2 separate regions of the Mus musculus genome follow, and region 1 is linked to region 2. The links are chromatin contacts, found by Hi-C or POLR2A ChIA-PET in ENCODE. All regions are on one chromosome and are shown on one strand. Each heading gives the region's core, a stretch centred on a gene start or an enhancer-like site at or near the end of the contact. The rest is flanking DNA. Distances are from core to core; before and after follow the strand shown. Region 1 has its middle 31 kb from the start of Gm39718. Region 2 holds the start of Cnih4 (cornichon family AMPA receptor auxiliary protein 4).

Evidence for each region. A loop is a pair of places that touch in the nucleus more often than their neighbours do. ChIA-PET counts read pairs that join two places held with the same protein, here RNA polymerase II (POLR2A).
Region 1: a loop to region 2 is called in a map of T-helper 1 cell, with 2.5 times the contacts of the local background. The contact joins the enhancer-like site here to the promoter of Cnih4 in region 2. A Hi-C loop is called at or near these places in 1 of 37 maps with a recorded cell type or tissue (T-helper 1 cell). POLR2A ChIA-PET finds 5 or more read pairs at or near these places in 2 of 5 experiments (both embryonic stem cell).

What each region holds. Positions count from the first base shown.
Region 1 is chr1:181,254,788-181,258,273 of GRCm38, reverse strand. No RefSeq gene overlaps it. Among named protein-coding and RNA genes, the nearest start is that of Gm39718, 31 kb to the left of the region's middle. Within about 2 kb of position 1,399, at least 3 of the 3 ENCODE cell types and tissues checked have a DNase peak (open chromatin) inside an H3K27ac peak, as active enhancers do.
Region 2 is chr1:181,149,184-181,152,536 of GRCm38, reverse strand. Cnih4 (cornichon family AMPA receptor auxiliary protein 4) reads right to left here and starts at 1,606. Exons shown (of 5, transcript NM_030131.3): 1 at 1,476-1,606. The coding sequence starts at 1,544.

The sequences.
Region 1 (3,486 bases), core at 150-2,649, 110 kb before region 2:
GACTTACATGGGATGCGAGGGCGACCCCCCAGCTCTAGGAAGGATTGAGTTGGGCTCTCTAGGAAAAGCAGGATGGACTTGGTGGTCCGAGATCTGTTTTGAGAGAGGTTGGGGACAGGATTCCAGGATTGAAGCCTACCAGAGCTGCTGAGAGTTCCAGAAAAGAATGTGAAGTGAAGGGGGAGGGGTGGATAATAGAGCAGGGAGCACAGGACCAGCCTCTCCCACCCAGAGGTCCCAGAAGTGCTGAGGAAGGGAACTTCCAGGGTGCCCAGGGCGAGGTTGGGGATCAATTTCCCTTAGAAAGTGGGGCAGGAACCCAGAATTTCACCCTGTTGGCATTCGAGTAACCGCCTACATTTCTAAAGAACACACCACAGTTTACAAATTACTTGCACAAAAAAAAATGTCCTGTTTCACTATGACAGGCAACCTGTGTTAGGCAACTTAAAAATCCTGCACTGAGCTGAGTTCACCGCGGGCCCAGTGAGGGTGGTTCTGTTACTGTCCCTCCCGTACTGGAAAACAGAGGCCAAGGTCAGTTGTCATGTGGCAACATTGGGGTTGGAGCCCAGATCTAATTCGGGAAGGACTCGCTTAAACCGCAGTCCCCAAACAACCTAAGAAGCAAGCAAGTTACTGTTAGCGCTTTGCAGGTGGAGAGGCTCGAGTGAGTATGGACTCTAGCAGGTTCACTCTGCTCATGGTTAAACCAGGTTTCCAGACGTGAGTAGCACAGAGGATTTGCAGGAGGGCCGCGGGTAGACACACCCGAAGCCCGGGTCTGTCTATCTAAGTTCCACAGCTGCCGTACACACCCGTACAGCCTTGGGGAGAAATATTCCAGATTACCAAACACAGCGCTTGTACAATAATCAGGTTGTGCGAAGACCAGATTAGGGAAGACCCACCCCGTGTAGAGCCCCGAGGCTCGAAACCCTCCGGATGGTACTGGCTAGGGCTGGTGATACCTCCTCACCCAGAACCTGGAATTAAGGGAGGCGGGTTCTGCTCCTCTAGAGCCCAAACCCGAGGAAGGAAATGGAAGGGTGGGATGGTGTCAGACGGAAGGGAAAGCAGAGAAGAGGAAGACCAAAGCCAGCAAGGGGGAAGGGGAGGCTCAATGGTCTACGCCCTGACTGTGCGGCAGATGCATGAGGCCCCAAGACTCTGCCTGGCAAGTGCAGACTGATTGCATAGGATCAAATACCGTGCAAGGTTAGTACACCGTGTCCTAGGTAGAGAGGAGGATTTTAATACAGAATAAAGGCCGCCCTCTTTCCTGCCCTCCTCCCACAGAGGGGGGGGAGGGGGGTGACTGGCCCTGGCAGGTCGCCTGTCCCCGCCCCGCGCCCTCCCCAGAGCCTCCTGCCCGCTGAGGTCGCCGCCCAGCAAAGCCTGGGCACTCCTCCCTTGCTTGCCGCAGGTCTCGGCCCATCACCCGAGCCTGGTCCCACCCGCCAAACCACATACTTTCACCTCCGTCTCACCCTTCCCTCCACCCTTCCCGTCTTCCTGGCCCAGTCCTCGCCACTCAGATGATTTTTAAGTCTGCCGCTTCCTTTCAATGGCTAGAGAAAGGATGGAAGGCTTGTGTTTGGCAGTGTTTAAATTACTCCAGAAAACACCCAGTGGCAAAGACAATAAAAGGGTACAGTTTCTTCGGCTGCTTCCGCAGGGCAGGGGGAGGGGTGGCCCGCTAACCTCCACCCACCTGCCGCCCGCCCGCCAGCTGTCTTCTGGGTGGACAGCACGGGGTCTCACCCCTGTCCCCTCCCCCCACCTCCTCTTTGGCAGGCTGGCAGCCTAGGCCAGCTGGATGGCTTGTCTCTACTCTGAGCTAGAAGGCTTCTGAAGTTAGCTGAGGCTCACAACTCTCATGCGCCTGCTGGGCGATCAAGACTTTTTACAAGGAGGGTGGCGCTATTGCCTCCTATCCGTGTCCATCAGAAACCCCTTCCTGACCAGCTTCGTTCCCACAAGCAACTGCGGCTGCTATCTCATGCCACCCGCGTATTCCAGCAGAGTTTGAGGAAGACCCTAATTTCCATTTCTTCCAGCAAATATGATTGCTTGACTCCAACTTCTGAGGTCCTGGGGAAGACAAGAGCCTGTGTCTGGGCTCATCTTAGCAGTTAGCTTGGAATCTGCTCACAACGGGTCACCCCCGGGGAAGTAAGTCCCTTGCTCACAACCTCGATGGCAACCATCCAGAACGAGAGAGAACTCTGCACACCTCAGCTCACCCTGCCTGTCCCCAGGAAGACTCACACTTGCCCATGCTCCTACCCGACCTCCTTCCAATCCTTTGTCTAAGGAACCTCCTGTAGCAGGACTGTCCTAGAAAGCATCCAGCTAAGAAAGACTTCTGCATTAAAGCATTACTTGCTACAGTAGAGCTACGTTCAAGCTTCTAAGTGACTGTCTGCTAATGATGTGACCTTGGGCAAGTCACTTAATCATGCTAAGATCCATGTTAGTCACCTGTCGATTTATCATCGATGCCAGAGTGCAGCCTGCTGCCCATATGAAAGGGGAGTGAACACAGCTTCCTCACCCCCATCTCTATTACAGATGGAGCCCAGCGCATCACAGGTGCTACTGAGCGCCCCTGACAGCTGGCCCGAGACACACCTCCACGCTGCTGCCTGAAGCAGCTCGAACTCCTCAGCTGCCTCTCAAGTGAAGTGGGAGTGGATTTCACTGCAGAGAGAGATTTTAGGGCGAGCCAATAAGACACACAGTTGGGGTTTATTAAGAAGGCATGCCAGCTTGAAGAAAAAGAGGGGCTCGGGTCAGATAATGCACACAGATCCACAGGTGTGTGGGCCTCTCAAGGGGGAGTGTCCCTGCCGTGTCTTAGTGACAACCACACATATAATGTTGGTAGCTCTCAAGCTACATCTCACAGCATCAATAAGAAGACCCCCCCCCCTTTTTTTTTTTTTTTTTTTTTTTTTTTTTTGATAATCGAGGTTAAGGTGTGGCTTCAAAAGCACCTGGATAGGATTGCTAGCTGAGAAAGAAGATAAAACCATGCATGAGCCAAGGGGGGTGTGCAAGGGGTTAAGGCCTGTCCCTTACTATAAATGGTGCTTCTGGTGAGATCCCTCGAAAACTGCAGGTTTACACAGTTGTGAGAGGGAGAAAGGCCGAACCTGCTTCTGTCTAAAGCATGGTGGTTGTCGCTGCTCCAATGTCTCTACGTGGGCGTGGTGGCACTCCTTTAATCCCAGCACTAGGGAGGCAGAGGCAGGCGGATTTCTGAGTTCAAGGCCAGCCTGGTCTACAAAGTGAGTTCCAGGACAGTCAGGGCTATACAGAGAAACCCTGTCTCAAAAAACCAAAAAAAAAAAAAAAGTTATCTCTCTGGGGTTCATCTCACCTCACCAGCAGTTTTATTAACTGCACTGGGACTCCTAATTCTTAGCTAGTGAGAAACTTCTCCTTTCTTCCCTCCCTCCTTCCCTTCCTTCCTTTTTCTTT
Region 2 (3,353 bases), core at 357-2,856:
CTGTAGATTTCTTCACTATTCTAATTCCACACACTCCTATAGTTTACATGAAATCTACTCTGACCATTTCCCACCTACTCTCTGTAACGCAATTACTCCAACAATCCTACAACACTGTAAAATCTGAATTCTCACCAAAATGTGCCCTGACTGTGTAACCACTGTTCAACATTCCAGCTAACATGTACATATATACATGATCTGTTATACACCAAGACTGTTTTAATGATCAAATTTTCCAAACTACAAAAATAATAAAAAATTGTTGTTGCATTTCTGTCAAACAGCTCTGGTCCCTTATATCATAAGCTAAACAATGGTCATTGGAACTTAGGTAAGAGATCTTGCCCTTTTATTCAGTTCCTCAAAGCTAATAAAACACAGGGCTCTTTGCATGAGAAATCATCAAAGTAAGAACTGCTGCTAGATAATTTCAATTGGGCAGCCACTGGGTGTTTGACACAAATTCTCACTGTGTATATTTAGGAAATACATATCTACAATCCTAAAGAAAATCGAAGCAGGTAAGATACAGTACTGGGCAAGGTTCATAGTTCCAAAGTTTGTTTCTTCCTATTAAGACAAACTGTCAGTTCATCATAAAAGCGGGAAATATATTCTGTGCAGCCATTCCAGGGCTGCACAAACAAAAAGTTCAATTCGATCAGAAAAGAGGACGTGATTTCATAGGGAAAGGGGCAACAGCCACAGGTCCTGGAGCACTTTACTAGTCATATCTAATTACTTAAAAGTGGTCTGTGCATTACACTACTGCATTACAGCAGCGTGCTGTAACAAAGACTATCATCCCCCAAGGACTGAGAGTACTGAAGTCACATCACACAACTACTACAGTGCTAGGCTGAAGAACACCATGTACTGGTCTGGAAAATACTGTTTGAAACCTGTAACAGAAACAACTATAGAAAATACTGAATGTTAACACGGATTTTATATATATATATATAAAGTTTAGAAACTGGGGATTAAGCCACAGGTATAGTTACTGAGTTTACAGATAGTCCACTGCGGAAGGCAACCAGAAACACTTTGTGGATGCTTCTTTCAAAAACCCTAAAGAACTGCACGTGAAGGAAGCACACCGCCAGTTCTTGGAATGAGTCATCTCCTGGGTGTGGGGAGTCTCCAGAAGGGCAGACACCCACAAGGACAAAGGGGCAAGGGTGCTGCCGGGGACTAGAGAAGGCGGCAAAGCCTCAGGCCGGCCGGCTATGCCCCTGAACGGCTTCGCTCTCTCGGGGACCCCCGGCGGCCCAGGCAGGCGAAGAGGAGGCAGGGGGAGCTGGCTCAGGCCCGCCCGAGGCGCAGCGAGGCTCCTCCGCTCGCGACCCGGGCCCGCGCCGCCGCCCCCTCACCCCAACCTGCCAGCGCCCGCCGGGCCCACCCTCTGCCCATTGCCCCGGCGGTAGCCCTGGGAACGAGCGGCGGCCGCGGCCCGCTTCAACCAAGGATACGAAGTAGACGGAGAGGAAGATGAGCGCGCAACAGTCGAGGAGCGAGAAGAGGAACACCACCGCCTCCATCCTCCGCCGCCGCTCCGCCCGTCAAACCAGCTTCGGGCCGCGCCGCTGGGATAGGCGGCATGCCGGGAGTTGTGGTCCAAAAACGCCACCTCCGCGACGCGATGCATGATGGGAAATGAAGTTCACTAGTGCCCAGGGAGCATAGCAGGTGGACCTCACCCTCATTTAGTATCCACTGCATGAAGTTACTCACCCTGTATGAAATTTTCTGTCTCTCTTTTACTTTGTATCCATCCTTCCTTGCCTATCATATGAAATTTTCTGTCTCTCTTTCACTTTGTATCCATCCTTCCTTGCCTATCATTGTTGGTTTCTGTGGAATGCGCTTTGTATGCGAGTGGTATGATCTTGCTCTGTAAGCCCAGCCTGGCCTCTAACTTGGGTCTCTTTGCATTGGGATTATTGGCATAGGTCTCCACACATGGCTGCTTTAACGCCTGTTCTCTACCCTCCTGCATTCTATAACTTTTCATCTCAAATACAAAGCCACTGAGTTCTGCTCTTCAGTTCCTGACCTGTTTCCCCAGCACTTACCCAGTTGCTTGCCAATTCTTGATAACAGCAAGCTTTCTCACCTCTGAATTTGAAGAATTTTACAGAATCCAGTTATCAACCTTTTTTTAAAGAGGGAGGCAAATAATTTTTACTACACCCTTACTATAGACCAAGAGCTACTGTACACTTCAAGTGCAGAGATGAACAGAGCAAACAACTGCTCTGGTGGTTAAAAGGGCAATAAAGTAGCAACTAAATATTCAAAACAGAACTTGGGTGGGTTCTGTTGCCTTTGGAAGCCAATTCCAGCAGCCATTCACTCGCTCATCCATTTATTTAACTTTCATTTTAAATTTAAATTTAAAGCAGGTAGTGTATGTGAGGCACTGTTCTAGGTCTTAAGAGACACAATGAACAGAGAGGGGAGGCACCCACAAGCCTGCACCTTGCATAGTAAGTGTAGGGGAGATAGAATAAACCACAGAAATTAAAAGCAGTCCCAAGTACCCTGAAGGGCAGGAAGAAACCCCTGAAGAGCAGCAGAGACCAGGCTGAGGGTTTCACACAGGGTTGGACGATTTACAAGGAGCAGAGAGGCCCAAGACAGTAGGCACTTGCTGTGCTTAAAAAGAAAAAAGAAAAAAAAACAGGATGGGGTAGGGGGTGTGCTGGAGGGATGGCTCCCTGGATTCCATTCCCAGAATCTGGATGGCAGCTCACAACTGTCTGTAATTCCATCTCCACGGATCCAGCACCCTTTTTACCACCACACTGGGCCTGTCCTACATCCCTTAGATGGTCTTTTATCCTGAGAAAATGTAATAGCTCACACCACAATTAACCACAATTATTTTGTTTGTTTGTTTAAATTTTTTAATGTATGGGTGCTCTACCTGCATATATGTCTGCATGCCAGAAGAGGGCATCAGATACCAATATAGATGATTGTGAGCCACCATGTGGTTGCTTGGAATTGAACTCAGGACCTTTGAAAGAGATGTCAGTACTCTTAACCACTGAGCCATCTCTACAGCACACACACACACACACACCCCACCCACCCCCACCCCCGCTAACCACAATTATTAAATTACCATTTCCCATTATGATGAATTTTGTCTTAATTCTACCTAAAACTCAAAAGCATTGTTGCAATGTCAAATACCGGGAAATGTAGCATCAGGCTTTTCCACCTGCACACAAGCTCCCCAAGATAATGACTTAATGCTTCGGGTTATTCTCTAGCTCATAACTTAATTACCCAGCTTTTTTATTCTAAGTCCCGCTACATAATTGGTTACCTATCTTCAGTGT